Linked DNA regions of Homo sapiens: region 2 is linked to region 1. Evidence: chromatin loops called from intact Hi-C (ENCODE). Cell type or tissue: endothelial cell of umbilical vein. All regions are shown on one strand. Each heading gives the region's core, and the rest is flanking DNA. Links, peaks and the distances in the headings are about the cores only. Region 1 has its middle 59 kb from the start of BEX4. Region 2 holds the start of RAB40AL (RAB40A like).

Evidence for each region. Peaks named below come from ENCODE experiments on the same cell type or tissue, not always from the same donor. Only the 100,000 strongest peaks of a DNase experiment are listed, where the experiment ranks them.
Region 2: it touches region 1 in a loop (14-fold over the local background); 5 of 110 quality-filtered maps call a loop at or near these places.

The regions. Positions count from the first base shown.
Region 1 is chrX:103,148,009-103,164,852 of GRCh38, reverse strand. No RefSeq gene overlaps it. Among named protein-coding and RNA genes, the nearest start is that of BEX4, 59 kb to the left of the region's middle. In endothelial cell of umbilical vein, for the core only: a CTCF peak has its summit at 6,645 (motif pointing right); a DNase peak (open chromatin) is centred at 6,642.
Region 2 is chrX:102,926,165-102,943,008 of GRCh38, reverse strand. RAB40AL (RAB40A like) reads right to left here and starts at 5,737. Exons shown (of 1, transcript NM_001031834.1): 1 at 4,709-5,737. The coding sequence starts at 5,690. The coding sequence ends at 4,854. The region is part of intron 10 of LINC00630 (long intergenic non-protein coding RNA 630); the gene reads right to left. In endothelial cell of umbilical vein, for the core only: a CTCF peak has its summit at 8,205 (motif pointing left); no DNase peak of the experiment used is centred there.

The sequences.
Region 1 (16,844 bases), core at 3,360-11,359:
GCTCCACCCCTACAATGCCAGCAGACTGAGTGGAGAGCATGGATTCCACACTTATCAGATTGTAAACAGACACCCATCTCCACCCTTTGGGGTGATACCAGAGAAGACTATGTGGAGAACAAGTACTTTCATCCTCACCTGGTAGAAATGAATAACCCCCAATGGTGTCAGTGGACACCATGCAGGGAACTTGACTTGCACCCACACCCAATGATAATGAGATGCCCCTTCTCTTCTTTTCTGGGCTGGAGTCACCAGAAGTTGAGTGGGAAGGTGAAACGTTTATGACCATCCAGTAATACGGGGCTTTCTTATCTTCACAGGGTCAGTGGAAGCTACATGGAGAGCAGTTACAATGTGTCTTCCCCCTCCTGCCAGGGTGGTGTCAGTGGAGGCCTGGCAGGGAGTGAAATTTCACCTCTGCTAAGCAGTAAGAAGGAGCCACTTCCCTTCCAGTCTCACACCTGCCCCCTCCACATTGTTAGTGGAGGCTGAGTGGGGAACCTAGACTTTTATCTCCACCCAGCAGTAATAAGCTCTCCCCATTCCCCTCCACACACACCATGGTGTCAATGGAGGCCACATGGGAAATAGGAAGGAGGCGTGCTGCTCTTCTTAGCCAGAGTAGTGTAGATGGAGACCTAGTGAGAAGCCTGAAACCCATCTCTCCCAAGCAGTAATAAGGCACCACTTCCCCTCCCACCCTCCAGCCCCTGTGTCAAAGAGGTTTGAGTAGCGAATCTGGGTTTTCTTTTTTTTTTTTTTTGAGACGGAGTCTCGCTGTCGCCCAGGCTGGAGTGCAGTGGCGCCATCTCGACTCACTGCAAGCTCCGCCACCCGGGTTCACGCCATTCTCCTGCCTCAGCCTCCCGAGTAGCTGGGACTACAGGCGCCCGCCACCTCGCCCGGCTAATTTTTTGTATTTTTAGTAGAGACGGGGTTTCACCATGTTAGCCAGGATGGCCTCGATCTCCTGACCTTGTGATCCGCCCGCCTCGGCCTCCCAAAGTGCTGGGATTACAGGCGTGAGCCACCGCGCCTGGCCGAATCTGGGTTTTCATTTAAATAACATCCAGAGTTTCATAACGTGATACCAAAAATATTTAGGAAATAATTTAAAAATCTGTCTTTAACTGAGAATCTGGAAAATCTAAAATTGAGAAAGAAAATACAATCAATGGATACCAACACCAAAATGACATAGATGTTGGAATTATCCTATGTGGACTTTAAAAGCAGTCATCATGAAAATGCTTCAATGAAAAAAATAAGATGTTCCAAACTGTGCTAACACCACAAATCGAATGCTGGAAACCAATGAAAATATTGAAAATCTTAACAAATAAATAGAAGATATATAGGAGAACCAAATGGAACTTTAGAACCAGAAAATACAATAACTGAAGTAAAACTCAGTGGACCGGGTGTGCTTGGCATGCAACTGTAATCCTGGCTACTCAGGAGGCTAAGGCTTGAGATTCATTTGAGCCAAGGACTTCAAGACCATCCTGGGCAACATAGCGAGACCCCATCTCTAAAATAAAATAAACACTCAATGGATGGATGCAACAGCATAATGGAGAGGAAAGAGAAAAGAATCAGGGAACTTGAATACAGAGCAACAGAAATTAACCATTTTGAAAAGAGAGGATACACTAAAAATACAGAACAAAGCCTCAAGAACTTGTGGGACTATGACAAAAGATATAATATTTGTGTCACTTTTGTGTTGGAAGGAGAAGAGAAAGAGTGCATGAGCAAAAAATTATTTGAGGAAATAATGGCTGAAGACCTTCAAATTTAGCAAAAGACGTAAACTGAGAGGTACAAATCTGAGCATATCCCAAAAAGGATTATCCCAAAGAAATCCACGAAAAGACACATCATTATCAAACTTTAGAAAACTAAACACAAAGATAAAATCCTAAAATCAGGAAGAGAGAAATAATGCATTGCCTATAATTAAAAAATATAGCAAATTTCTCATCAGAAACCATGGAGAACAGAAAGGAGTGGCACATCATTTTTCAAGTGCTTAAAGAACTGTTAACCTCAAATTATGTATTCAAGTAAATTATCCTTCAGAAATTGAGGATATACAGATATTCCAAATGAAGGAAAAACAATTTTTAACCAGCAGACATACTCTAAAAGAATGGCTTTAGCCAGAAAGGAATTGATAAAAGAAGTGCTCTTGGAACATAAGAACAAAAAGATGGGTAAATACAATAGCTCTTCCTCCTCCTCTTGAGATTTCTAAATTCTGTTTGATGGTTTAAGTAAAAAGTATAACACCATCTGATTAGTTCTCAATATATGTAGAAGAAATATTGAAGACTATACTACTGTAAGTGGCTGATGACAAGGAGACTTTATTGGCCTTGGCATTGGAAACAGCTGGGCATACACAAACTTGCCACTGTTCAGCATACCTATTACTCAAGAATATATGAAACAATGAATGAATGAGAAGTATACTGGGATGGGGCACACAGTTTTCCCATGCTCTAAATAAACAGGATCTGAACATCACTCCCTTGGACACTTGGTTACTTTGGCCTCAAAGATCTTTCCTCTTCCCTTAAAAAATATCTCTATTGGAAAGTAACACTTTCCAGATGTTCCAAATTGTGCTAACGCCACCAATCAAATTTTGTCAGATCCACTTCCTGGGTATTAAATGCTTCTTCCCTCAAGTCAAAGGACTCAAGACAGCCCAGGAATCATCTCCTGCATCTTCATTACTCTTTACCTTGAGAAAGTTGACAGAGACATGAATTTAGAGAGAAATGAAAGGAGTATTGTGGGCCCACCTGGTAAATCACTGAAGGCATCCAAAAAGGATAGAGAGTGATAGGGCCAATTTTGCATGTGGGAACATGTGCAGACAACATGATTGAAATCCAGTAACAAATCGTTACATCCCAGGGGAAATCCCATACAGAGAACACAGTTGAAAAGGTCAGGCAGTGTGTGGACAAGAGAAAAGTGCACATTTGAGTAAAGTAGAGGGAGCCCATATGCTTACAACAGCACAGTTGCCCAACCATAAAAGGCTGTTTGGTCAATACATGCAGCTTTGTTAGAGTGGGAGTATACATTTAACTCTGCAGAAATAACTGCAAAAATGCAATATCTAAAAGATAGTAAAGGTGAGTGTTAACTTGTGCCCAATCTTGTCAGAACCTTGTTGAGTTGTGATACAACACACTGAGCTGATGAAAAGAGCTGAGGCAACAGAGGGAGAGAAAAGCCTTGTGAAAAATCTCAGGGAGGATGCAGAGAGAAAGCAAATGAAAACATGGAGAGTGTGACCTTGTGGAGAGAATGTTCTGGTTAAGAATGTGACTCTAGGACTCACTGGCAGATAGGGGTCCATGGGGCTTGGGGTCAGAGAGAAATTAAAGTGGGTGGACAATTTACAGAAAGTGTGGGTGCTCAATTAGTGGTAAATCCTTCCCCTTGATATTCACTTCCCACTTTAATGAAGGTTTAGGGTGCTGACATCAATCACTTTACTATTGTCAGTGCTCCTGTTTCTTCCCTGCCCTCATGGACCAGTGAGAGGCATACAGGGCACTTCCCTTCTCACCATATTTGTGCAATTTCAGGTAAAGGTAACCTGCAGCATCCCACTGAAGCAAATGTGTTCTTCACCAGTTGGTCCCAAACCTGGATGGCCTCAGACCTAGAGTGTCTGGTCAGTTATCTCAGAGCCCTGTCTGTTCCCCTGGCCCAGTCAGTCAGGCTGGACCCCCCTCTCTTCTCTTCTCCAACTACCCCCAACAAGTCCTGCCCATTGTACCAGGCCTAGCCCCTCTTTGAGGAGTCTCTGATTATTCCATTGAGGCCTCCCTGTTCTTGTATAATAAGGTGGTTTTACAGAGGTCGCCATAAGTTCCACAAGGACCTGGACTTTATGCAATGATTACCACGACCTCTCCATCCCCTGGGCCACTGGAGGTGTGAAGAGTGATGGATGCTCATTGAACAACTGTGTGACAGTTCAAGTCAAGGCAAAGAGAAGAAACTCACCCTGGATGGTTCAGGGACTGGGTCCCAGGAACAATTCTTAACTCTTCCTCCAGTGTCCCTCCCTGCACACTCACCATCAGTAACCTCTTTCTGAAGCTCCAATAAGGCCCCAGAGCCCCAGGTCATGTACACACCTGATGTAAACACAGAAGGCCCCAACAGAGTACAGGAAAAACACAATTATTCAATGGAAAAGGAGTGAGGACCTTCTCCACCCCAACTCCATTGGAGTGCATAGACCAGAGATAGCACTGAATTTCCTACATAATATAGCTGAGTGTGGTTCCCTTCTTACATTCCCAAATACACATCAAACTGTAATGATGCTATTGCGGTTAAGAGATATCATCCCTGTTAAATATGGCTGGAATGGTGTTACGGACTGAAGGATATTAACATACACAAAACTATTGTATGAAAGTGTTTTATATTAAACCTCATTTGATCATAACAACTCCATTCAAGACCAATTATTATCCCCATTACTCAGATAAGGAAACTGGAGCTAAAAGCTAAGTAACACAACCTAGGGAAACAGCCTTTTAAATTATTGTTCCAGAACTCAAAGCTTAAGATTACAAAAAGATTACGCTTTTCCACCCTCTGTCCTGTGAGCTGACATTTGATATACCTTATTATTTTATTTATTTATTTATTTGTGTTTTTTTTTTCTTTTCTGAGACAGGGTCTCACTCTGTCACCTAGGCTGGAGTGCAGTGGTGCAATCACAGCTCACTGCACCCTCAAACTCCTGGGCTCAAGTGATCCTCCCACCTCAGCCTCATGAGTAGCAGCTACCACCACACCTGGCCATGTTTTTAATTTTTGTTTGTTTGTTTGTTTTGTTTTGTTTCTCACTATGTTGCCAGGGTTGGTATCAAACTCCCCATCTCCTGGCTTCAAGTGATCCTCCCACCTTGACCGCTCAAAGTGCTGGGATTACAAGCATGAGCCACCATGCCTGGCCTATTTTTTATTTCTTATTTTTTTCTTTTATTTCCTTTTCCCACATGTTCTAAAGACATATCTTTTTTTTTCTTTTCTTTTTTTTTTTTTGAGATGGAGTCTCGCTGTGTCACCCAGGATGGAGTGCAGTGGCGCAATCTCGGCTCACTGCAAGCTCCGCCCCCTGTGTTCACACCATTCTCCTGCCTCAGCCTCCCGAGTAGCTGGGATTACAGGCACCCGCCACCATGCCTGGCTAATTTTTTTGTAGAGACGGGGTTTCACCGTGTTAGCCAATATGGTCTTCATCTCCTGACCTCTTGATCCGCCCGCCTCGGCCTCCCAAAGTGTTGGGATTACAGGCGTGAGCCAACACACCCGGCCTAAAGACATATCTTAAAGCAATATTATTAAGTTGTCCTTTTTAAAACAATGTGCCAAAGTATTTTTTAAATTCCAAAAAACATTATAAAGTGTAAAATGCCATCCACATAGCAAAAATTAAAAATCAAAAGGCATGTGACTGTGTGTATGCCACTGCACTCCAGCTTGGGTGACAGAGTGAGACTCCATCTAAAAAAAAAAAAAAAAAAAAAAAAGAGCATGTGAAAAGTTAGTAAAATTGTAACTTATACTCAGATATAGGGTTTGTATGCTATATGTGTGATATACTCTTAGACATAAAGCAATACAAATCTCCAATAAACACCTGGAAATATGCCAAACCGAACAAATTAAAATAAATGAAAATGAATCATAATTATGTGAAACAGATAAGTTATAAAAATAAAACATAAGATATGATTGCATTTTGCAAAAGAATATATATCAACATGAGTGTATAGGTATGTGTATGATTACAAGAGAAAAATTCTGGAAAATAGGCCTATATAAATTAACAGAGACTACATTTTTACAATAATGGGCAGAAGGTGGGGCAGAAGGGGAAAACAGAATAATTTCTAAATATGCATTTCTATATCGTTTCATACTTATTAAACAATGAAAAGTCATAATTGGTAATCTGACAAGGTTATGAGATAAAGTTTTGTAAAACAGGAAAATCTGCAAACCAAGCCACAAAGTGACAGGGTAGAGATACATTTATTGACTAAAAAGTATGCAAATATTGCTCCACAGAATAGCACATTAAAAAAATTTCTTTGACAATAATTCAATGTGTGTATGTTGGTTTGAGATAAAGGATACTTTCATTTAAATTTGCATTTCTGTAAGATTTAAAATATAGAAGTTTTATTGAATAAAAGGTTAGAAATATAAAAACTTTGGAATGATTACAAATACGATGCTCATATATTTACTGCTTTGTAAATATATTCTCGATATATGTTTTATGAGTAAAGAAGCAGATCACAACAATTTGGCAGTATTTCTGTGTGTGAGTGTCTGTATTGCACAATTATTCACACACCAACTCGTGAAGCTTTCTGTTTGGTTCAATAGGGACCGAACTTTCAGGCCTAGAGTTTGAAGATCCCAGGATGGGCACAGATATAGAAGAATTGCTGCCAGTGTGAGGAATATTCCAGAAAGCTTTGTTCTGTACAATGGAATTCATTCACCTCCCTCACTCCCCAAATCCTCAACCCCTTGCCAAGTCCTCTGGTTGACTTTCACTCCTGCAATTCTGACTCTGAGCACAAGGTGGCATTGTTATCCATTTTCTAAGGTTTTTCCCCCCAGTGAAAAGACATATTTGTAATAAACAGAAACAAAATATTTTCTTCAAAGTACATTATGAAACAATAAGTACACAGTGATTCCAACTCTCCTTGAAAAATGCATGTATATAAAAATATTTAGGAGATACATACTTAGTTTCTTTTTCTGCTTACTCCTGTATCTACATCTCACTAACTTTTTAATATGTATTGGATGTCTACTATGTGGCAGATGCTATCAGTCCAATTCTATATCTGCATCCCAGACCTCCCTCTCTTGATATCTAGACCTGCACCACAGGGAGCAAGATGAATGTTAGTGCCCACCCCATGGTGGGGTGAGGTATGGCATCAAACACACCATTCCAAGCAAGTTTAGTTGAAGTTTCCCCCTGAGTCTTAGAAAGTCAGCATAGAAACAGGAAATGATGTGATTGAGTGGAGATAAGTTACTGCCTTGGAAAACTGAGGCAACTTGTAAAGCAAATATTTATTCTCTTGCGTAGTGCCAACAGGCTAATGCCTTCTCCTGACAGGATCTCTCTAACAGCATGAAGGATGAGGCAACCCTTGTATGGTTTCATCTTTGTTCTTCTCACGGGTGGGATGTAGAGATTTTACTTTTATCATTATTTCTTTGTTAGTTCTGAGTGTGTGTCTGCCTTATCCCTAGGAAGGGAGTCCTTCCCATTTACTTATGCAAAAAGCCCATCTGTGATGATGTGGAGTTTCTGCTTCATTTAATACTTCCTGTCCCAGTTAAGGGGGCTTGCCCATGCTTGGCTTCTTGTCATTCAGGACTTATTTCAAATGCCCATTTCCTGAGAAAGAGCTTCACTGACATCCCCACCTGTGATAATCTCTGTCCTGGTCATTTTATACTATATTTGCATGTGTATTTTCTTCAAAGCATTCATCTCCATATGAAATCACCCTGCTTATTGATTTGTTTACCTGCTTATTGCCAGTTTTCCCAGATTAAAATGAAAGCTCCATATTTTGTTACCTGTTTTGTTTTGTACCTGTTTTGTTCCCTGTGCCATATCCTCAGTTCCTAGTTTAGTGGCTCACATATAAATCACTGGATAAGTATTAAGTGAAGGAATTGTTACCTATTTTACACACTGCAATAGAGAACTATTTAAAGCTGAGTGTGACTGGCAGAAAAAAATGACAACAAAATTAAATATCAGAAGATTTAAAATTTTGAGAAGTATTTGTTGCAAATCTATAGCAGTGCTTTTCAAACTTGGATGAGAATGAAAACCAGTTGACAAAATCACTCAAAATGTAGACACCTCCTACCTCACCTTCCTTGTTTTGGTTTATCACATCCAGGATAGGCCTAGAATCTGCAGTTTTTACAAGTACTTTCTGATGATTTTGATGAAGTGGTGCATGAATCACACTTGGAAACATTCTGACCTAAACAACTGACATTTGTATACTATTAATTTAATGTCTATCATGCAGAATTCTGGAATATATGGAGTGTCTCTGTTAATGTAATTACTTGAAAGTGTACTGGTCTTTCCCTCCCACATAAGACCACGGATTGTCTTCCCAAATGGGATAACAATATTCTACAATATTCTTTGGTGGCCAGAAGGACTGGTTATATAGACAAGGCTGTGCATTAAAGGTAACTTTTTATTCTTATGCTTTAATGTCTGGGACCTTGTTGACACTGAAGAGACTGTCACTCCCAGGGCTAACCAATTCCTATATGTAGCAAAGCACTGGATTATGCCTTTCATATGGAAACCAACAAATCCAGAGTCCACATCCCTTCCATGTCTTCTCACACTCACAATCAACACCACTACTTCCCTGCTTAATCAACCAAGGGCCAGGTACCAGACAACTTGGGACAACCCCTGTGTCCCAAAGCCCGCTGAAAATGTTCAAACCAGCCAACACTAAGACTGGCTACCCTACCTTGCCCATTTCTCCTGACAGAAACCACAATAAAGAATCTTGGCTTGTCCAATGGTAGTGGGTTATCAGAACTTATTAACATTAATGTCATTAAAGTTGGTATCCACCCCTCACTGCTAAATTTGACAGTGTAAAAGCATTTTAATGTAAATGCTTACTGCTATAAACTTCTTGTTTAGTACATCTTTTGCTGCATCCCGTAAGGTTTGGTATATTGTGCTTTCATTTTCATTTGTCTCAAGGTATTTTCTGGGAGGTTGAGTAGGCTGAAGAGGAGGAGCAAGAGGAGGGGTTGGTTTTGCTGACTCTGGGGTGGAAGAGGTGATAGAAAAAAATTCACGTATAAGTAGACCTGTGCAGTTCAAACTCATGTTGTTCAACTGCTGCAGCCACTATGTAAAACAGTATAGAGGTTCCTCAAAAAATTTTAAATAGAATTATCATATGATCCAGCAATTCCACTTCTGGATATATATCCAAAAGAATTGAAAACAGAGTCTTGAAGAGATATTACATGGCCACGTTTATTGCAGCATTGTTCACAGTAGTCAAGAGGTGGAAGCAAGTTAATTGTCCATCAGTGAATGAATAAGTAAAGAAAATGTACATAGAAATACAATTCAGTATTAAAAAAAGAAGAAAATCCTGTCATATACTATAATATGGATCAACCTTGAGGACATTATGCTAAGTGAAAAAAGGCTGTCACAAAAAGACAAATAGTGCGTTAGTCCAAATATATGATGTAACTAAAGTAGCTAAACTATTAGAAACACAAGTAGAATAGTGATTGCTGGGGGCTTAGGGAAGTTGTGAAAAGGGAAATTTTTGTTCAATGAGTATAGAGCTTCAACAGATAATACATTTCCAGAGATCTATTGCACAACAATGTGCATATAGTTAACTCTATTGCACAAGTGCATATAGTTAACACTATTGCACTGTGTGCTTAGAAATGGTTAAGATGGTAAATTTTATTTTGTTTGTTTTTATCACAAAAATCAGTGAGACAGTCCAATAAATAAATGGGCAAAACTGTGAAAAGACACTCCAAGAAAGAAGATATACAAATGTCAAATAAGCACATGAAAAGATGCTCAACACAATTATTCATCAGGGAAATGCAAAGAAAACTATAAGAGGCCACTACACTTTCTTAAGAATGGCCAAAATTTAAAAGACTAACCATATCAAATGTTGGTAAGGTCATGGAGGATGGGACTCTCATATACTGCTGGTGGTTATGAAAAATGGTTTAACCACTTTGGAAAATAGTTTGGCAGTTTCTTTCTCTTCCTTCCTTCCTTCCTTCCTTCCTTCCTTCCTTCCTTCCTTCCTTCCTTCTTTCTTTCTTTCCTTCTTCTTCTTTTTTTTTTTTTTTGGAGTCTCCCTCTGGCGCCCAGGCTGGAGTGCAGAGTGGCGCAATCTCGGCTCACTGCAACCTCAGCCTCCCGGGTTCAAGTGATTCTCCTGCCTCAGCCTCCTGAGTAGCTGGGACTACACATGCGCGCCACCATGCCCAGCTAATTGCTAAGTGCTAAGATTACAGGCATGAGCCACCACGTCCAGCCAGCAGTTTCTTAGGATGTTAATTTTACATCTATCATATAATCCAGCTTAGCACTCTTACATATTTACTTACCATAGAGAAAGAAAGCACATGTCTATGGTAAGACTTATACACAAATCTTCATAGCAGCTTTATTTACAAGAGCCACAAATTGAAAATAAGCCAAAATTTTCCCAACAGTTGAATAGATAAATTGTAGTGTACTCATATACTAGAATACTATTTGGCCATTAAAAACAATAAAATTGGTTGGGCCCAGTGGCTCATGCCTGTAATCCCAGCACTTTGGGAGGCCGAGGCAGGCGGATCACATAAGGTCAGGAGTTTGAGACCAGCCTGACCAACATGGAGAAACCCCATCTCTACTAAAAATACAAAATTAGCCAGGCATGGTGGCGCTTGCCTGTAATCCCAGCTACTCGGGAGGCTGAGGCAGGAGAATCACTTGAACCCAGGAGGCGGAGGCTGCAGTGAGCTGAGATCACACCATTGCACTCCAGCCCAGGCAACAAGAGTGAAACTCTGTCTCAATAAATAAATAAATAAATAAATAAATAAACAAATAAATAAAATTTTGATACATGCAACAATATTGATAAATCTAAAATTAAATAAGTGGAAGGAAAGAAGTGAGGCCAATAAAAAATACAACCTTCATGTTTCCATTAAATAAAATTCCAGGAAATGAAAAATAATCTATAGTAATAGAAGATCGGTGGTTGCCTAAGGACAGGACAGGGAGGGAGGATGATGGGAGCCTATGAGTACAAAACCACAACCTATGAGTACAACAACCACAGAGTTCTGAGTTTTCACCTGTGTTATCACTATTCCAGCAATCCTATGGGTGAGCATTTTTATCCCAATTTTAGAGGGGGACGCTAGGCTCAGGGAGAGTCATTACCTGTCTCATCCTCCCACATCCTGTCTGTATATGGAAAGTAGCTCCAGGACACTGGTGTAGGACACCACACTCACTGGGGACAGGAGAGTCCTATATCTCCCTGCCACACCTCACCAGACAGCCAGGGCAACTTGTCCCAAAGTGGAAAGGAGGTGACTTGCATCTGGGATCACTTCATCTCACCACACCCCAGGGAGGTTCATCTCCCACCGTGGGGCACCCACACCCTCATCTGAGTCCCAAACTCCTGAAGTTGGGCTCCTGCTCTTCTAACTAGACAACAATGATCTTTATTAAAAAGTCTTCACAGTCACCACAATGATCTCAAGTTTCTTTCTTTCTCTCCTTCCTTCCTTCCTTCCATCCTTCCTTCCTTCCTTCTCTCCCTCTCTTTCTTTTTTCTTTCTTTCTTTTCCTTCCTTCCTTGCTTCCTTCCTTCCTTTCTCTCTCTCTTTCCCTTTCTTTCTTTCTTTCTTTCTTTCTTTCTTTCTTTCTTTCTTTCTTTCTTTCTCTCTCTCTCTCTCTTTCTCTCTCTCTCTCTTTCTTTCTTTCTTTCTCTCTCTCTCTCTTTCTTTCTTTCTTTCCTGTCCATTCTTGCACTGCTACAAAGAAAAACTAGGTAACATTAATATATAAAGAAAACAGGTTTAATTGGCTCACAGTTCTGCAGGCTGTACAGGAAGCACAGCTGCTTCTTGGGAGGCCTCAGGGAACTTACAATCATGGCAGAAGGAGAAGCAGGCATGTCTTACCTGGCAAGAGAAAGAAGAAGAGAGACTTGAGGGGAGGAGGTACTACTGCAGGGGAGGAGGTTGTACTTTTAAACAACCAGATCTTATGAGAACTCACCCGCTATACAGTACCAAGGGAGAAAATGGTGCCAAATCATTCATGAAGGATCCACCTCCATGATCAAATCACCTCCCACCAGGCCCCTCTTCCAACAATGGGGATTGCAATTGCACATGAGATTTGGCTGGGGACACAGACCCAAACCATATCACTTTCTCACTTTCTCACTTTTTCTTTTTCTTTCTTTCTTTCTTTCTTTCTTTCTTTCTTTCTTTCTTTCTTTCTTTCTTTCTTTCTTTCTTTCCTTCTCTCTCTCTTTTTTCTCTTTCTTTCTTCCTCTTTCTTTCTTTCTCTCTCTTTCCTTCTTTCTTTCTTTCTCTCTTTTTCTTCTTTCTTTCTTCCTCTATCTTTCTTTCTCTTTCTTTCTTTCTCTCTCTTTCCTTCTTTCTTTTTTTCTTTCTCTCTTTCTCTTTCTTCTTTCTTTCTTCTCTCTCTCACAGGGTCTGGCTTTGTCACCCAGGCTGGAAGTGCAGTGGTACAATCATGACTCACCAGAGCCTTGGCAATCTTCCTGCTTTAGCCTCCCAAAGTGCTGTAATTACAGGCATGAGTCACCATGCCCAGCCATGAGGTCAAGTTTCTATGGCAACCACCATGGGCAGGCTGGTCCTGCACAGTGCCTCAGCTCAGCCCACTGCTTCTGTGCCTTTCTCTAAAAGCAAAACACCTTCATTCTTCAGACTGCCATGTAAGAAGGCTTACTAGTTAAAAGAACTAGGCTAGGACACAGACAACAGGCAGAACTTTGTCCAGGTGGTTGGAACAAAGCATGTCCCTGTTTTCAGGGGCTTTATTTGCTTTAAAAGTGACAGAGCAGTAGTATTATCAGTACACAGAGATTCAAGGAGATATCCTAGAGTTCTTGCAGATAATCTAGCCCACTGGCAGTGGACCTGTACTTCCTACAGAGTTACACCAGGAGACTCGTCTTGTCTGCTTGTCTCTCTTCCTGTGATGTTATAATTGATCACTGGGTTCGGGTGCTGTCAGCCTGAATCATCCATTATAAAATTTCCCATGTGCTTTTCACCTCATGTGTTTTTGCATTCTTTGAAGATTGTTGCCAGAACTGCATTTTATTAAAGTTTGCACAAAGGTGATGTAGTAATTCTACGTTTTTTTCTTTATTCATTAGTTGTAATTCTTTGGCTGGGCACAGTGGCTCACATCTGTAATTCCAATATTTTGGGAGGCTGAGGCAGGAGGACCACTTGACCCCAGGAGTTGGAGACCAGCCTGGGCAATATAGTGAGACCCCATCTTTGTCTAAAAATAATAATAATAGGCTGGGGGCAGTGGCTCATACCTGCAATCCCAGCACTTCAGGAGGCTGAGAAAAGAGGATTGCTTGAGGCCAGGAGTTCAAGATCAGCCTGGGCATCATAGTGAGACTTTGTCTCCAGAAAAAATTAAAATAAATAAAAATTAGCCAGGAATAGTGGTGCATGCCTGTGGTCCCAGCTACTTGGGAGGCTGAGGTGGAAGGATAGCTTAAGCCTAGGATGTCAAAGCTGCAATGAGCCATGATAACGCCACTGCACTCTAGCCTGGGTGAGAGAATGAGACCCTGTCTCAATAATAATAATAATAATTTTAAAAAGAAGAAACTGTAATTACTTTTTAAAATAAACTTTCTTTTATTAATGACAACTATTAGGTTATGCTGGGAATGGCATGCACCGGAAGGGAAGGATGAATGCTTTAATTCTTTTGCAGTATATTTCCACTTTTCAAGATAATGAGTTATTTTCCTAGAAACCTGCATAGGTGAGCAGTTAGCTTGTTTTCTGTATTTTTCTTTCAGATTGTCATCAGAAGTTCATAGACATTTATGTATTTGATGTGCTATAATCCATTGCAGTCATTTTTTTCTTGGCCAAATTGTTCTCTGTTTGGCCAGTAGGAGCCCCTTCAGGTTGGCTTCTAAGTATTTTTTGACATGCTTTCTGGTATGATAGTTTGTTCCAGAATTATCTGTAACAAAGCCTACGCTGGACCTGGAATCATATGTCTCTCTAAGGAAGCTCAGTTCTTTTTAGCAGGAAATGATTTTAGAGGAATCAATCTGCGTAACAGGGTTTCTCATTGCTGCTGACTTGATCATTATTTCTTACCTTTACAGTACATGGATCCTGTAAATAGGTATTATATTTTAAAAGATTATACATCATCGGGTTCCATCCTTGCTGCTCTTCATCCTTAGAGTAACTGAGTTTTTAATTGTATTTAAATTTATCAAACTTAAATTTAAATAGCCATGCGTGGCTAATGACTACTGTATTAGAAAGCAGCAGCTCTACACACGTTTTTGCACCTTGCTTTTTTTCAGTTAACAAGATATCCTAGAGATTAATTCATAGCATTATAGAGAGTGAAAGTTTATTGCTTTTTATACCTGCATAGTACAGCACTCCCTAATATAGACATACATTAGATTATTCAATCATCCTCCTATTAATGAACATTAGTCTTGCTCTTAGTTTTCTGCTGTTAAAAATTTTCTGCCAGGAATAGCCTTGTGTTTATGCCCTTTTTCATTTTTTTATTTTTTCTTTGGAATAGATTCCTGGAAAAGAGAGATCTCCTTCCAAGAGTAAATACCTATGCAATTTTACCAGATAGTATCACATCCCCTATATAGGGGTTGTTCTATCAATACAGCCACTGCATGATGGTGGGTAACATGGTAAGACAAGCGAATTTCATGAGCATAGGCCCGTTGTCTTTTCATTTGCTATGAAGCAAGCTCCTTGGTCAGAAGCAAAGCTGTATGTAATACCATGACAGTGGATAAAGCATTCTGTAAGTCCATGGATAGTAATTTTGGCAAAAGCACTGCATGCAGGGAGGGAAAATCCATATCCAGAATATTCCAGTAAGGACATACTACAATAAGAACAAAATGCTGCTCCTTCATGAAGAAAGTGATCCAATGTAATATATCTGCCACCAGGTAGCTGACTGTTCACCCTGGGAAATAGTATCATACTGGGGACTCAGGATTGATCTTGTATGCTGGCAGATATTCAGCAGTGGTTGTAGCCAAGTTGACCTTGCTGAGTGGAAGTCCATGTTTCTAAGCCAAGCATAAAGTCCATCCCTGCTACCATGGGCACTTTGTTCATAAGCCTATTGGGTAATGACAGGAGTGGCTAGGCAAAGAGGCTGACTGGTATCCACAAAATGGGTCATGCTGTCCACTTGATTATTAAAGTCTTCCTCTGCTGAGGCACCCTTTCATTAACATTCACATTGGACAAAAAATATTTTCATATTTTCCCTGATTTATAGAGATTTATCCACATATCTCTTCTCCAGACTTTCATGTTACCAATTTTCCAATGATTTTCCTTCCAAGTCCTTGACCATCCAGACAAACCATTCTTCACAGTTAATGACTTCCACTCACCAGAGATTGACAGTTCTTTTAGCAGTTAAAAATGTGCCACTTCCTTTTGGTCTACATGATTTCTGATGGGAAATTTGCTGTCCTTCCTATTGTTTTTCTCAATGCATTATTTGTTTCTCCCCGCTCTCAAGATTTTTTCTTTTTGTTTTCCTCCTTTCTATCCAAGACAACAATGACATGGAATTAGATAGTCTGTCATAGTCCCACAGGTTGTTGAGGCTTTATTCTATTAGTTTTTTAGTCTACTTTGCCTCTGCTGGTCTAATTGGGTAATTTCTATTGTCACATTCAGGTTCACTATATATTTTTCTTTCCTTTCCTTCTGTTGAGTTCATCCATTCGATTTTTATTTCAGTTATTCTATGTTTCAGGTGATGGTTAATTTTATGTGTCAACTTGACTGGGCCATGATTACCAGATATTTGGTCAAACATTATTCTTGAAGTTTCTGCAAAAGTATTTTTTGGTTTGTTTTTTGTTTTTAAGATGAGATTAACATTTAAAGCACTGGCTTTGAGTAAAAAGGGATTACCTTCCAGAATGTGAATGGGCCTCATCTAATCAGTCAAAGACCATAATAGAACAAATATTGATCTCCCCTGATCAACAAAGAATTATGCCAGCAGCCTTCCTATGGACTCAAAACTTCAACCATCCTTGGATCTTCTGGCTACTGGCCTACCCTACAAATTTTGGACTTACCAGACCTCTACAATCGTGTGAGCCAATTTCTTAAAATAAATCTCTCTCTCTCATACTGGTTCTGTTTCTCTGGAGATCCCTGACTAACATGTTTCAGTTCTAAAATTTCCAAGCTGGCTGTGGTGGCATGTACCTGTAGTTCCAGGTACTTGGGAGGTGGAGACAGGAGAATCCCTTGAACCCAGGAGTTTGAGCCCAGCCTAGGCAACATAGTGAGATTCCCCATCTCTTAAAAATAAAATAAAATAATTATTTAAAAAATGAAATTTCTATTTGGTTCTTCTTTATGCTTTCGATTCATTTGCTGAGACGTTCTGGTTTTTCATTTATTTTAAACAGGTGTGTGAAGTAATCCCCCCTTATCCATGAGGTATATGTTCTAAGACCCCCAGTCTTAGAACATATACCCAAAACCACAAATAGTACCAAACCTTATATGTATTATGTTTTTTTTCAATCTGATAACCAATACAATTACTAAGTGACTAATGGGCAGGTAGCATATACAGCACAGATATGCTGAACAAAGGGATGATTCATGTCCTGGGCAGAACTGAGTGGGATGCTGAGAGATTTTAATCACACTATTCAGAACAGTGCAACATTTAAAATGTGAATTATTTATTTCTGGAATTTTCCATTTAATATTTTTGGACCACAGTGGACCGAGGGTAACTGAAAACATGGGAAATGAAACCACAAATATGGGGGGACAACCATATTTACTAATTAGAACATTTTTATGATAACTTATTTAAAATCATTGTCTGATAATTTCAACATCTGTGACACCTTAGTGTTATTATC
Region 2 (16,844 bases), core at 4,451-12,450, 220 kb after region 1:
GAGGCTGAAATGGAAGAATTACTTGAGCCTGGGGAGTGGAGAGGCTGCAGTGAGCTGTGATTGTGCCACTGCATTCTGGACTGGGTGACAGAATGAGACCCTGTCTCAAAAAAAATTGATCAAAATGACTGCATGTAAGGGATGGAGGAACAGCCCAGGATGGAAGACAATCATGTGTATTCCCTTAAAAGCATAATACATATTTGCTGGATCCATGCACAGAAAAGGACAAGAAACAAGGACCAATCTAATAGCAATGAGCAACGCTAGTCTCCAGATTGAATTTACTAAAAACATTTCCCATTAAAAGGAATCAGGTTATTTGGAGAAGTGCTTTATTCCAGGTGTGGGTAGGAATTGTAGCTGACGATGCTGGGCCCAACTAACATACCAGAAGACATGTCAAAAAGACCAGAAGCCAAACTAGAGGGGCTCCCACTTCACGAAGATAAAACTATTTGAAGGTCAAATAAAATAATGCAATAGAGTCAATCAAGACAAACATAGAAGTATCTAGATCTAATGAAAATACTCTAAAATAAAAACAAACAAATTATATTTAATGCTCACATTTGTAGGATCCTAGGGAAACATCTCATTATTTCTTCTCATGGGAACACAAACATCTGGTTGAAGGAAGCAAGTATCTCTGTAATATGCCTTAAGTTCAAAGTTTCAGAGAAAGAAAGTATTCTGCATTTTGAAGTATTTCATTGTCTCATACAAGCTACTCAACATCACGCTTCTGAGCACACCCAAATCCAGCTTCCCAGGTTGTGGGTGGGGGCAGTGTGCAAGATAGGCATGACTGGGAAATCACCTGGCGAGCTCAGAGATAGATAGCACCAGGGATGCAAGGTTTGGTGTTTGCCCAGAGGCTGCTTCTGGGCTACTTGCTATGTTAATATATTTATAGAAAAATTCTGGACCTGTCCTGTAGTCACCTGTGCACAGGTCCTCAGGTCATGCATTAGCCAGCCACAGCAACCAGCATTTCAGCCACCTGCTGCCTCCCTGAGGGACAAAAATCTTAGCATTACTGGCATACCTTTGACACACAATTATCCATTCTTTCATTTGCCAATTACTAAATGTGTATATGATATATATATATAACCTTTAAATTCAAATTTTGGAAAAGGGTTTTCTACATTCCTCATTTCCCTTTGATTGCTTATCCCACTGTACTATATCTTCTGCCCATATGATTGCAATGAATGTCCTCTCACCAAGGTCATAATCATCTACCTTTTCTCATTATATCTAGCTTTTCATATAAATATATTAATATACAAAATATTCATTTTAGTAACCTCCCAAAGTACGCATGCTTGCGCAGACTGCTTCTTTCACCTAACAACAGAGCTTTGACAGTCTCCCAGGCTTTGGAGCATGATGTACTGGACACACATCTAAGCTCTCCCTCTCCCTAACTGTGTGGTCTCAGGCAAAGTCTTTATTCACTCTGTACTTCAGATTTTCATCTACGAAATGGGAATTAGTAACAGTTTCTACCTTGTAAGGGTGCTCTGAAAATTGAATGACTCAATGCCTAAAAAGGACTTGGCAAATAATATGTTTTAGCTATTTTAATTTCTTTTCTTCTGTCTTTACTGGCCATTAGTATCTCTACTATCCCTATGGTATAGACTCATGTTTATTCATAATCAATAAACTTTGAGGTATGTTCTCAGTGAAACAAGCAAGTTATGATATTAAATGTAGGATGAACCTTATCTTTTGAAGATAAGTATATAAATGCATACATTTCTGAATAAATTTATAAGTACCTGCATAAGAAAACTTCTGAAATATTACACAGATGAAAACATTAGGATGTTTATTTCAACATTCTTGATCTATAAATGTGAAAAAGAAGTGGCTGTAGACCTTGGTGGGTTTCATTTCAGTGGTGGGGTGGGGGAACAAAGCGCCATTAGATGAGCAATGAGGACTGAGGTGGAGGAATGTGAGTTGAGTATTGAGAATTCTTCATAGAACTTTGGTTACAATGGAGAGAATATATGTAAAGAGAACCGTAACTGTGGATGTAGAGAGGGGTCCAGGGTATTAAATTATGTTTTAAAATTATCAATGATAAGAGACCCTTTCAGGTTGAATATTAAGAGGAAGGGGCCATCTCTTTTTAGATCTACAAACTGAATTCACCACGCCCCTATTTCCACACTTTACTTCCTTGTTTCTATTCTGGGGAAGCCTAAAACTTCACAAAAGGGATCGTGTAGAGTTTGGCCTTAATGTCTATTAACTGCAAGGATGGATGGATGGATGGATGGATGGATGGATGGATGGATGGATGGATGCAAGATGTGTCAAACAGCTGCTGGTAATTTATGGTATTTTATCTCTCAGGACAGAGTTCTCACACAAGTGACTGAATCTGTGGCATTGGTGGCTGAGAGCAGGCAATTTTTCAGGTCTCTGCAAGATGGGAGCACCCAGCTTCAGTGTTCAGAAGCAGATTTAGGCCGACTTCCGTACCTTACATCCTGGAGGGATCCACCCTGACTTGAGCAGGTGAGGTCACAGACAGGCTTGCTTTCCACAATGGGGAAAAGATTACAGCCTGCTCAGAAGCGTGTTGTGGTCCAGCTCCTGTGTCATTCAAAAAGACTCCATAAAGTGCAGATCCAGATCCTCTCCAAACTTGAACTCAACCAATGTCATGGAGAGACATTCTTAATCCCCTTCTATGAAAACAGTGTCATTAGAAGCACCCAGAGGCCACACACACACCCTGGAAATGTAATGCCAGCAGTAGCTCTAGAACCTGCAGACTCAAGTGCCTGTTGCTCATTGTTTTTAGGCTACATGTGAAAATGGACCATTTTGCAATAAAAACATAATGCAATGATGATTATTAGAGCATTTTGTATACTAGGGATTTTTTTAAGTTATCTGAACATCAAATTAAATATAATGACAATGAAAGAATTTCCACCTGTCATATCATCAAAGTATAAAAAGAAACCATTCAGGATTCCAGTAAGGTGGGCACATGCAGGGAAGTCTACCCTGTTTCATATTGGTGGTGGGGATGTCATTTAGTACAACCTCTTTCCAGGTTGATTTGGTAATTTCTATTAAAGACTCTATGCATCCCCGATCTGCATGTGTTTAGGGCCTGCTCCTTCAAGTATTCATCCTCAGCATGACCCCTGTCCCTCTGAGAGTGCATATTCTTCCTGATACAGGAACTGTCTGCGGACTCCAGTTTCTAAAGCAATGGCCCAGACACACTCCCTTGTCTACAGAGTAGGAAATTTAGGTCTGACAAGGCTGTCTTTCAGAAGAGAGACAGAACTGGGAGCTTGGCTTCAGAGCTGAAGATACAGATTTCAGTAGTGGCCTGGGTCAGCAGGAAAGCAAGATTTGCTTGGTTATGGTGTGATGTGCAGCTCAGCGTCACAGTCTGCATGGGGGCATATAGGGTGCCGGTCCCTGCTTTTCCACTTAGTGGTAGGATGCTCCCCAGCCAGGTTGCTTAACCTGCAAACATCACTGTTTCTTAAGCTACAGGATGGTACAGAGATTATATCCTCTACCTCCCAGGAATGTTGTGGGAAATTCATGAGATAGAAAAGTACCAGAGTTCAGGAAGGGTGAGTCCCCAAGGCTCCCTGAGGCCAGAGGTACTGCCCTTCTGCGGGACTTTATGTTACAATCAACCTATGACAATGCACAAATAAATGGTCATTCAATTACAAAAGAGTACAAGGACTTATATTTACTCAGTTCATCCAATATCAATTATAATAACCCACAGTGTAAACTGGAAAGTAACTACATGGAAATCACTTCTCCTTCCTTCCCATCTAAGGTCTCAGAAGTGCTTTCCCAGATGTGATCTCATTAACCTCTATATCGATCTGAGAGGTGTTAACCAAAACTGGCCAGCACAGGGGAAATTACTCACCTAAGGCCTTATAATGGGCCTGGCCCCCCGTGTTCTATTGCATTGTTTTTCTGCAAAGCCTAATCTTGCAGGGTTACATTATACATATTTTTCTTTCTTTTTCTTTTCGTTTTACCAAAAGATAAAAATATATACTTTTTTATTGTTAAGAAACATTTTCATAAATAAGTACTTATTTCATTCCTTACTGAAATGGCTTTTTTCTTACTGACCCATTGAAACCATGTTGGCTATGTTCAACATAACTAGAGATATCTTTGGCGTTTTCCTCCCTTAGCTTCATATCTTGTAGAACATCTTGTACAAAAAAGTAGATTTACAGAAAAACATACATATAAATCACTTATTAATCTCCAAATGTAGTAAAATAACATAGCAAAAACTTTATCAAATCCATTTCGTGCACAAACTGGACAGATCTGTTACGTATAATCTCTATATGCATCTGCAGTGTTTTATAAATTGGTGCTTTGACATCAAAAAGGAGGTTTACAAAAAGTCCCCTCTAGTAATATCAATGACTCGGAATGATCTCACTATCATTGCATCTCAAATTCCCTTGAATTTATACTCATCACTGTCATATCACCATTCTTACAAAAGCGGTTATTTTAAGGAAAAAGATGCAGTGTGATTATGATATAAGTAACATTCAAAATTTCATGTTATCAAGAGTTAAGCAGAGTACTAATTTCCCCTTTATAAACACATGCACATCCACGTAGAAATTCAAAGTCAAACTGCGTAAAGTGCTTTTATTGACAGAAGGCATCACACACATTCCCAAGCAGCATTGTTCCCATGAGAAACTGAAAACGTATTTCTTTGAATCTAGAATGCATCTTCCCTCTTCCAGGTGTAACCATTCAGAGTTTTTCCTGGAGCGATTCCAGCTTGTTTCCTTTTGGTGCCTTCCTTAAGAAATTTTGCAGCTGTTTCTGGTGCAGTTTTTGGGTGGGCTCTGGGGTGGGCAGACGATCTTCACTTTGCAGAGGCTGCTCCTTTTGTGAGTGGAGCTGGTGGTGAGGGAGTAGGAGAGGCCTCGCATCATCCTGGCATTCAGGCCCTTAGCCATGGAGAAGGACTTGAGGTGGCTTCTTAAGGCAATGGGGAGCGGGAGCTTGTCCACCAGATGCACAGGTGTGCAGGACACGATGGTGCGGCAGCAGAGGTCTTGCAAGCTCAGTACCTTGCTCGGCCTCCCGAGCCAGTTCAACCTGTGCCGCAGCAGCACTATCCTGGCCAGCTCCGTGAAAGACTCTATGATGTTGAAATTGCACAGAGGGCTGACCTCAAAGAAGGTCACGCCCAGGCGCTCGGCGTAGGCCTGGGCCTGCTCCCTGGGCACCTGCCTCTTGAATGCCAGATGTAGGCGATTCCCCACCAGGATTTTAGGGACACCAGGGGCATGTTCCTCAATCTTCTTAATCCATCGATCCATACCCTCGAAAGACCAGCGGTTTGCAATGTCGTAGACCAGGATCACTCCTTGTGCACCACGAGAGTAGGAGCGGAATATGGTACAAAATCTTCCCTGCCCCGACGTATCCCAGAGCTTCAGCTTCACCCGCTGGCCGTCCAGCAGGATGGTGGTCGTCTTGTAGTCGATTCCCCCCAGGTGACTGTACGGGGACTCGGCCGTGCCGTCCTGCAGGCTCTCCAGGATCTCACTCTTGCCTACGTCCCTGTCGCCCACCAGCAGGAACTTGAGCAGGAAGTCGTAGGCCTGGTCGGGGCTGCCCGGGGCGCTCATCGTGCTGGCCCCGCCCCCCGCCTGGGCCAGACCAGCAAGGTTGTGCGCAGAGGCGGTGCCGGGCCTATTTTTCTTGAGAAATTAGCATAGAACATAAAAAATGGGATGGGGAAGTCTACGAAATAAAGTGAAATGAGGTGGTGGCTTTGATGGTTTTCTTTTACAAACCCTGGGAAACCGGTTCAGCGATTGTTTTCCTTTTTCTTACCCAGCACAGAGTAGTGACACAGCAGTTAATTCATCATGGAAACCTATACATTTCCCTTAAAACTTTCATGTGATCGTTATGGAACCATGCCTTTTGGATTATGTCAAAGGAATCTCCTTTAAAGGAAGGACGGGTATGAGATAGGAAGCAGACTAAGATGTGTTGAGTACCGTATGTACCCTACGCTGTGTATGACGCTTAAAATAATTTGTTCTTTTACTTCTCAGAACAATTGTCTTTGGTAGCTATGATTGTTTTCATTTTACAAATGAGAAAAGGCAAACTCAGAAATGTTACGTAATTTTTAAAAATCTTGCCGTTAGTATAGAGATCACAGAAATCACAATCCTGAGCCAGTGCTCTCCTTATATAATGCCCCACACATCCTTTCTACTCTGTGGCCATGCCGGGTTTAGGAGTAAGTGTGAACTGTCTGTGCATGTGATCCTTGACAAGCCACGCATGTTTGCATGGGCACTAACACATTTTTTGCTGCAGGGGGACATCTCCCATAAATATAAGAGCCAAGATCTCAGAAGAAACATCTAGGATATGGATTTTTCTAGAGTGTCTCATAAATAATATTCAGCCAAGAAAGATGTGTTGAAATAACGCATGCATAGATCAATGAAGGGTTTTAGATTTAACACACGTACAGATCCTATAACAAAACAGCAAAACTGACAAAATATATAAATGGTTCATGGATGATGAAATGCAAATGGCCAATAATCATAAGAAAATGCATTCTAGCTCACTAATATATAAGGAATGCAAATGCAACTATCTAAATATACTTTTATCACCTATCGTTTGACAAAATTTCAATGTAGAAAAAACTGAATAAGAATTTTTTTTTAATTTGCAAAAGAAAAAGGTAAAAGTGGCTCTGTGTGTGTCTGTGTATGGGGGCAGGATGAGGGACCAAATACATCAAGGAAATGGAAACACACTTCTCAGTTATAAATGCATTTAAATATTGTAACTACAACAGGTATAAAGATGGTTAAAGGAATGAGAATGCTCAGACACATATAAGGGAGTTTAAATTATTGAAATCAAGCCCCAAGGGATAGATGTGTAAGCATGTAATGGATGAAACATTTTTCACATGTACAAAATAGCCAGGTAAGAGGTTATTTGCTACAGTATTGCTGAAATCTTTTTAAAAAGGAAAAAATGAGAAGCATTCTAAATACTCATCAATACAGAACAAACAATAACAAAGTTGTCTCCCTAATTTACACAAACTCCCCTAAAGACATCGCCATGATCTGAATGGTGGAATCTGACCATTTCTTAAGCCTTGGAAGTGCATCTTCTAAAAGGGAGGTGCTCTCAGGGTCCTCTAGGGAGGGTGAGGGATAGAACCTCATTCCAATCCTGCCACTTACCTCAAGAGGCGACTTAGGTTCTGTGAGCCTGAGCTTGGTCATCTGTGAAATGGGACTGACTATACCATCCTCACGGAGTTATTCCCAGGCATAAATGGGAAAACCTGTCCAGGGTATATGGCATGGAATGGGAGGCTTCAATGGCCCTTTAAATATTGAGACATAGCAGTAGGGGTTAGCTGAACCTCAAGGCCAAGGCAGGCATCGTGAAAAATCATTACTCATTGTTTCTCCTAATGAAAACACAGACATCCATATAAAGAAGGCAAATCTCCCTGATACACCTTGATTTCAGAGTTTTAGAGATGGAGTTCTCTACATTCTTGTGTGTTTCATAATCTCACGAAAACTGTTCAACATCATGCCTCCGAGAAGACACAAAACCAGTTCCCCATGCTGGTAAGAAAAAAACTGATCGGTGTAAATGTAAAAACATATGCTCCAGGGCATCCACAAAATGAAACACCAGGTAGCAGTGACGGGGCTGTAGAAAGGTGACGGAGAGAGGTCGGAGGCACTGGAGCAGCATCTGGGGAACTGTGTCTATAGTGTCCTGGAGAGGGGAAGACTGAAAGAGAGTGTGAGAAGGTCTGAGAAGCCTGTACAGGGATAGAGTTATGGAGAGTGAATGCCTTGCTCTCTGGAGGGACCCCTCCTCCCCCGCCCCCGCCCCCGCCCCCTCCGACAGTGTGGACACTTCAACCTACACTGAGAAGGGAAGAGATGATAAATCAGTGAATGCGATGTAGATTTAGGGGTCAACAGCAAATGGACCTGCTTTAATATACATGTGAATTTTCCAAACAGAACTGGAATCAAAGTAAACAAGTCATTTTGAAACATGTTACTCTGCAAAATGTACAAAAACAGAGATAGCTCTGATGCCTCCTAGTGGCCAGAGACAGAAACGCAGCTCTGATAATCTCAAACCAGGGACTCAGGAAGAGGGAGGCATGGAGGTTGGAGGTTAGCTCCAATGTATCAGCCACAGTTTTCTGGAATTATTCACCTAATGGTAGCAATTTCCATGTATCCATCATGTTCCAGAATATATGAAACTGATATTGGTTCCAATCCCCGCTGGAACTAAAGTTGCATCCATGATTTTGTATTTGGGGTGGTAGAGCTAGAGGACACACCCACACAAACACCCACACACACACACAAAACCTCTGTCAATTGGACTTGTTATTTACTTCTTTCACAATAAAATAGAATATAAGGAATGCTTTTTCAAATTAATGGACATTATGTACACCTTAACTTTGACAATTTGTTCCAAAGTATTTTGTGTGTTCAAATTTTCATCAGAATACTTTTATTCCCAAATACCAGTTTTTGAACAGTACACAAGAGCATATTGATAAATCAAAATTAACCTGAGCTCTCACTGGTCAACTCCCACTCCTTAACCCCAAGGGGTCTGCTGTTCCTAGGATGGTGCATACTCTCCAGACATGTCCCTGAAGGTGAGGTACACATCAACACGTTCACCTACACACACACATTGTCTTCTCCAAAAGTGCAATCATGGTACTTATCTTTTGCATCTTGTCATTATAAATTCTCAAGATTTTAAAATATTTGCATTTTATTAGTTCTTGTGGGGTTGGCGTATTTTAGTATGTTTATTGTTCATGTACATTTCATTTAAATTCTCTGTTGAAATAGTTGCCATTTTGTTACTATGTTTCACAAATCATGGATACTAACCCAATTAAACTTCAAAATTTGACTTTAAAATTACACAGATCTTAAATTTCAAAGAAAAAACATTGAAAAACACCTGGGGAGCAGGTACTGCCAGCCTGGAGGGAGATTAGAGCATTCAGGGCCCTGGAGGAATGAAGAGAAATGATAAAAGTCTAGAGTATTACAGAGTTTGTGCTTATCAGGAAACAACAAAGTTGTCTCCCTGATTTACGTAAACTCCTCTAAAGGCAGCAGCCTAATTTGAATAATGGTGATAATGACCTTGGGTAGCAGTTAAGATTAAAGGAGATGAGGTGTAAAGTGCATTTGCTTACAGTAATTCAGTGCATGTTTCTTTCCTTCTCTGCAGCTCACCTGTCCCAAGGCCAACACCTGAGCTTCTGCCTGAGCCCACTTGCCACTTTAAGGATCAGCCCTCTCATGTGGCCCTACAACCAGATCTCATGGCACAAAGCACAGGATTTCACTTCCCCTGTCATCTTCAGAGGAGTTGTTGAGTGGGAACCCATGGGACTACAATAGCAGGGGAGTGGAATCTGACCATTTCTCAAACCCTGGAAAGCCATCTTCTAAAAGGGGGTGCTCAGGGTCCTCTAGGGAAGGTGAGGGATGGAACCTCATTCCAATCCTGCCACTTACTTGGAAAAGTGATTTAGGCTCTGTGAGCCTGAGCTTGGTTAGCTGTGAAATGGGATTGACTATACCAACCTTACAGAGCAGTCCTGAGGGGTAAATGAGAAAATCTGTTGAGAATATACAGCAGGGAGTGGCCTTTAAGTATTGGTACACAGCATGAGGGGCTGGCTGAGCCTCAAGGCTAAGGTAGTCATCATGAAAAAATCACTTCTCATTGTTTCGCCTAATGACAACACAAACATCGTGAAGAAAGAAGCAATCTCTCTCTGAAATGCCTTAAGTTCAAAGTTTTAGAGACCAAAGGTCTCTGCATTCTTAGGTGCTTGAAAGTTCCTAAGAGCTATTCAACATCATGCCTCTGAGCAGACCCAAATCCACTTCCCCATAGTGGTAGGACAGGAGCGTTTGTGAACTCACCTGGTGAGCTCCACGACAGATCACATCAGGGACACAAGGAGTGGCAATTATCTAATGAGTGCTCCAGCACTGCTCAGTATTTTAATATGTTTATAGGAATCCTGTAGACCGGTTCTGCAGTAAACAGTGCAAGGTTCCCAGATCACACATTATCCAGCTACATTACAAGAGGATTTCAGCTATCCGCTGCCTCCTTGAGAGGCAAAAATCTAGGAATTACAAGAATTTCTATAACAGACAATTTTCTATTCTTTCATTAGGTAATAACTGAAAGTGTATTGAGCTTTAAAAGCATACTAGTCTACTGGAGGTGTCTCATTAACTAAAGTGGAAAGAGGGTAAGAATTCAAATGAATATATGGGTAACTTCATGGTTCACATTTGAGAGGAGATGGTTTCTTCAAATTAACTTTAAACTTTCTCAAACTCCAAAGAATTGAAAATTCTTTTTTGTTTTAAAAATCCTTTTTTGTTCCTCATCACCTGATACAGTTCGAATATATGTCCCTGCCAAATTTCATGTTGAATTATAATCCCCAGTGTTGGAGGTTGGGCCTGGTGTGAGGTGTTTGGGTCATGGGGGCAGATCTCTCAAGGCTTGGTACTGTCCTCATGATAGTGAGTCTCCTGAGATCTGGTTAAGTGTGTGGCACCCCCCCGCCCCCCCACCGCTCCCACCGCCACTTTCTCTCTCCTGCTTTCACCATGTGACATACATACTTCAGCTTCACGTTCCATCATGAGTAAAAGCTCCCTGAGGCCTTCTCAGAAGCTAAACAGATGTTGGTGCCATGTTTGTAAGCCTGCAGAACCATGAGCCAATTAAACATCTATTCTTTATAAATTACCCAGTCTTAGGCATTTCTTTATAGCAATGCAAGAATGGCCTAATACATCATCAATTCAATTCAGCCACAGGATATCTTTCTTTTCTCCTCTCCCCTCTTCTCTCTCCCCTCCTCTCCCTTTCCTTTCCCCTCCCCCTCCCCTCCCTCTCTCCCTCTTTGACTCTGTCTTTTCCTTCTCCTTCAAAAAATTTTCTAATTTTCTACATTCTCTATTAACATTATTTCCCATTTACTCTTTATCCCACTGCGCTGTGGCTTCTGTCCCCAGGATTGCAATGAACATGATCTCGCCAAGGTTACAATCCCCTTTTTGGTCACTAGGTTCAGTTTTTTGTTTACATATATAACCATACTGAGTATTGCTTTCAATGAACTCATAAAATATGCATGCTTGTCCAGTCGTTTCTTTAAATTTAACACAAATCTGTGACAGGCTCTGGAGCATGAGGTACTGGACACAAATCCAAGCTGTCCCACTCCCTAACTATGCAGTATCAAGCAAAGTCTTTATTCTCTCTGTCATTCAGTTTTTCATCTATAAAATAAGGATTAGTCACAGTATCTACCTTGTAAAACAGCTGTGAGCACTGACTGACTCAATACATTAAAAGCATACAGTTCATAAGAAATGTTAGTCATTTTAAATTCTTTTTACATATCTTACTGGCATTAGTATCACTGTAGACATGAAAAGTAGGATATCAGCCAATGAATAGTTTCCTAGGGCCACCATAACAAATTATCACGAACTTTGCACATTTAAACAACAGAATTTCATTATCTCATGGTTCAGAAGTATAAAACCAAAGCCCAAAGTACAAAACCAAGGTGTAGGCAGGACCACACTGCCTCCAAAAGCTTTAGGGGAGAATCCTTTCTTAGCTCTTCCAGCTCCTCCTTTATTTGGCTTGAGGCAGCATAACTCCAATCTCTACTTCAATCTTCACATGGCCTTCTTCCTTGCATGTGTCAAATCTCCCTCTGCTTTCTTTTATATAGACACCAGTCATTGGAGTTAGGCATCAACCTACATTCAGGATATTTACTTCTGGAGATCTTTCACTTAATTATATCTACATAGACCCTATTTCCAAATAAAGTTTGGGTGGGTTAGGTTTGGGACATGTTTTGAGGGGGACATAATTCTACCCACTACAGTTAAACACGCAAGTTACACTACAAATGTTAGATAAGGTAGCTTTTATATGTTAATATATAAATGCTGTATGCATATTTAATCTAGGTTTTTATCCTCTGTGTATGAAGTACTCTTAAACAACAGAGATAGGTCAATTATATCAAGAGACAATGCAATAAAAACCAATATTAATCTCCCCAAAACACTTGTAGACACACACACACAAAATGAAAAAGAATCAGATTTGGACAATCAACAAAGTCATAAATTATAATGTAGTATATGGTTCCATTGTGAAAAAATATATATATCTATCTCTCTCTACATGGGTTTATATGTATGTGTGTGTGGCTAAAAATAAGTTAGTGTACTACATGGAGAGAAAAAAGATCTGGAGAATAGATACGAATAAATTAATACAGGCCATCTTTGTATTATGGAGATGGAGAAGATTTAGACAGAATATTTTTAATTTCTAATATACATTTCAATTATGTTTCATATGGCTTAAACAATAAAAAAAGTTAATAATGTGACAAAGTCATTAAGATAATGTTTTGTAAATCAGGAAAATCTGTGACCCTAGTCACAAAATGATAGTGTAGAAATACATTTATTGACTAAGAATCACATTCATATGCTGTGGTATAAAAATAGTATATTAAAAAGATTTATTTAATAAATCAGTATATTTGCCTTGGAGGGAGATAGAGGATATTTGTTTTATAAATTTGCAATTCCCTAGTGTTTTAAATGTGGAAATTTCATTGTTCAAAATGTTAAAAACAAAAAACACTGTAATTGTGACCTGATTATATTTATGATGCCCACATATTCATTGCTCTGGAAACATGCATATAGAAAATTCCAGAAAGCTTTGTTCTCTACAATTCTATACAATAGAATACATGTGCCTCCCTTACTCCACTCAAATCTCCTACCCCTTTCCAAGCTCTTGGTTGACTTTAATTTCTGCAATTCTGACTCTGGGCACCAGGTGAGAGCATTCTGTATTTCTTCCAATGAAAAGGCATAATTTGTATAAACAGAAACAAAATTTTCCTCAAAGTAGATAATGAAACAATAAGTACAGCATGACCACAACTCTCTTTGAAAAATTCATGTTTACAAAAAGATGGACAGGTCATATACATAGTTTTGTTTCCTTGCATACTCCTATGTCTACATCTAATTAGTTTATTAAATAGGTTTTGGGTGTCTACTTCAGAGGTTCAAACATCTTATGATGAAATGCTACTGGAAATTTTATAATGGATGGATCAGGGTGACAACACTGAAATACAGTGATCAATTTCAAGCTTACAGGAGGAGAGACAACCAGACCCAATGAACCTACTAATTTGACACTTTAGTAATAAAGGACACCACTTCTGAGGTACTCTTGCTGAATAAGCTGAATTTGATCAAACTTCTAAATCTAATTACCAATTTAAAAGAAATAAGAGAGGCTAGAGGAAATTAATAAACAACACAATAAGAATCCAATCAGCAAAATCCATAATGCACCCTCCAAAGGATGAAAGATCCAGTTTTCTAAGCAAATAAATAGAAAGGTTTTTTTTTTTAAACAACAGATAGCTTTTAAGAGACAACACTTCAAGGAGAGTTAAAGAGAAAGTAAAATTAAAATCACAAGGAGATACTATCACATGTCTACCAGAAAGAGAAAAATGAAAAAGATAGAAAATACCAAGTGTTGGTGAGGATGTGGAGCAGTAGAAGTCTCAACATTGCTAGTGGGAATATAGATTGGAACAACCACTTTGAACAACTGTTTGACAGTATCCACTGAGCTGAAGATACACATGTCATATGACTCAGAAATGCCACTCTTTGGTGCATCCCTAGGAGAAATGGCCTCACCCATCAAAGGAAATCAGACCAGCCCTGCCTTTCAACCAGTTGAAGGATAGAAACCAGAATAAATGTGATTTCCATGTGTAAAAGCACTCGGAGTTCCTGAAAGGGAATAGAATTAACTGTAGAAGTCCAAGGAATTATTTCAACAGCCAGGTTGTCTAAGGAAAACTTAACTGTGATGATTATTACCTTTTTAAAAATAATTATACTTTTGTTTTTACATTATCTTGTTTGTTTTTCTTAAATAAATATCATCTGGTACATGGAAGAAAGGCTACTGAAGGATAGTTATCACTCAAAGACATATGGTCCTGTCTACCATCAACCACCATTGGCTGACATGGTTTGGCAAATGTCTTTTCCTCTTTTCTAAGTATACTGGTTAGGAGTGTTGGCTGTGGAGACAGACTAGGGCCCAACCCTGCTTCTTAAATTTGTGGGACTTTGAATACATTTGCTTCAGCTTGCAGTAGCTCAAATGCTTCATCTGTAAAACAAGGATAATAGAGTACTGACCTAAGAAGACAAAATATTTTTAAACAAATATTGCCTTGCCATTTTGGTCAGGAATCCCATAATTTTAAAAATTCTACTGCGGAGATATCAGCATAACTGGCTCTCTGTGACCTTGTGAGAGTAACAGAATTACTCTATACTTCAGTTGTCTTTAAGGTACAATGGGGAAAACAATTATCCCCACCTCATGGGTTGTTGTTTTGAGAATTACTTGAGTTGAGGCACAAAAGCCCTTAGAACAGTGGTTGGCACATAGTAAACTGCTCATTAAATGTGAGTTTGCATGTTGAGATTTTTCAAGTTCTAAAAGTTTGACAGTTTGCACGTGTCTTCAATAAAGTTTAATACAACAGAATCTTAATCATCAACTGATGCATTTTAAAATAACTTCTTTTCACTACAACCACGTTTGGATGACCTAATTACCTTGAGAATATCTCAAGAGCAAATGGAAGGACTGCTCTCAGAAAACGGTGTCATTTCTCCACATGGCTATACAAAAAACTGAGGGGTCATCCTTGACTGTGCCTTATCCCCATGCACCCTACACGCACAGCCACTTCAAGTTCTGCCTGCTGTACCTCCAAACACGCCCTGTCCAGGTTCACTCCTCCCTACCTGCACACAGCTGCAGCCCTGGTCCCATCCACCTGTGCCTCTTCCCTGGACTTCTGCAATATTTTCCTAATGGTTATCCCCACTCCCTATCTTGTCCCTTTCCAGTCCATTCCCCACACAGCAGTCAGAGTCGCCTTCTGACAACAGGAATCGCAATCAACGGCACATTTACAAATTGTAATTCACCTGAATCTCTCACTAGCCCTACTCCAACCTCTGACCCAAGGGATCTGTTGTCCTAAGGATGTTGCATACTCTTCAGATGTGTCCCTGTAGGTGAGGTGCACATGAATACATTCACCCGATTCACATAGTCTTCTCCAAAAGTACAATCACAGTCCTCATCTTCTGTTGCAATTTTTTTCCACTTTATATAAATTCTCAGGATTTTTAAGTATTTGCATTTTATTAGTACTTTTGGTTTTGGCATATTTAACAAGATTATTGTTCATGTTTATTTTATGTAAATTTTCTGTTGAAATGAATTACCAATATCTTTGTCATTAGTGTGTGTTACAAATTACGGATACTAATCCTATATATGGTACAGTTTGCAAATACTTTCTCCAATGTTTTAAGATAATTCTTAATTTTATTACTATCGAAATTGATTTTCAATTTCAAAAATATTATGACTTAAAAACTTTACAGATCATTTTTTTTTTTAAGAAAAATTTGAATGCTCCCATTGGAATGGCAGCCCCCAGGGAAATTAGATCATTCAGGGACCAGGAGGCATGAAGACAAAATGAGGAAAACTTTAGAATAACTAAAAACTAGTTGCTGATAGGGATTTTATCTCCTCTATCATCTTCATCACCTTGAGAGGTTGAAGAGTGAGCACCTCACCTCTGGGGCCACAATAGCAAGAGAGTGGAATATGACCATTTCTCAAGTCCTGGAAGCCCAACTTCTAAAAGAAAGGTGCTCAGGATCCTCTAGGGAGGGTGAGGGATGGAACCTCATTCCAATCCTGCCACTTACCTAGGGAGGTGACTTAGACTCTGTGAGCCTGAGCTTAGTCATCTGTGAAATGGAACTGATTATACAATTGTTACAGAGCTGTCCCCAGGCATAAATGAGAAACGTTGTCCAAAGTATATGGAATGGAGTGGGACTTCAATGGCCTTTAAATGTTGAGACATAGCAGTAAGGGCTGGCTGAGCCTCAGGGCTCAGGAGACATTGTGAAAAATCATTTCTCATTGTTTCTCCTAATAAGAACACAAACATCTAGAAGAAAGAAGCAAATATCTCTCTGATATGCCTTGAGTTCAAAGTTTTTGAGATAGAAGGTTTTCTATATTCTTAGGTATTATCAGAAGGTCACAGGAGTCATTCAATATCATGCCTCTTAGCAGACTCAGATCAAGTTCCCCCACACTGGAATGACAAACATATTTGTGAACTCACCTGAAGAGCTCTGTGATAGATTGCATGAGGAAAGCAAAGTATGGTGTTTGCTTAATAGCTGCTTCTGGACAGTTTGGTATGTTAATATGTTTATAGGAAAAATCTGAACCTGTCCACCAGTCACCAGGGCAAGGGTCCTCAGATCATGCATGATCCAGTCACATCACACCAGGATTTCAGCCATCCTCTACCTCCCTGAGAGGCAAAAATCCAGAAATTACTAGCATTTCTGTGACACACAGTTGTCCGTTCTTTCCTCATCTAGTAACTATATTTGTATTGAGCTCAAAACATATACTAGTCCATTGGAGACATCTCATGAGCTCTAAAGTGGAAATAGGAGAGTAAGAAACAAAATAATATATAGGAAAAT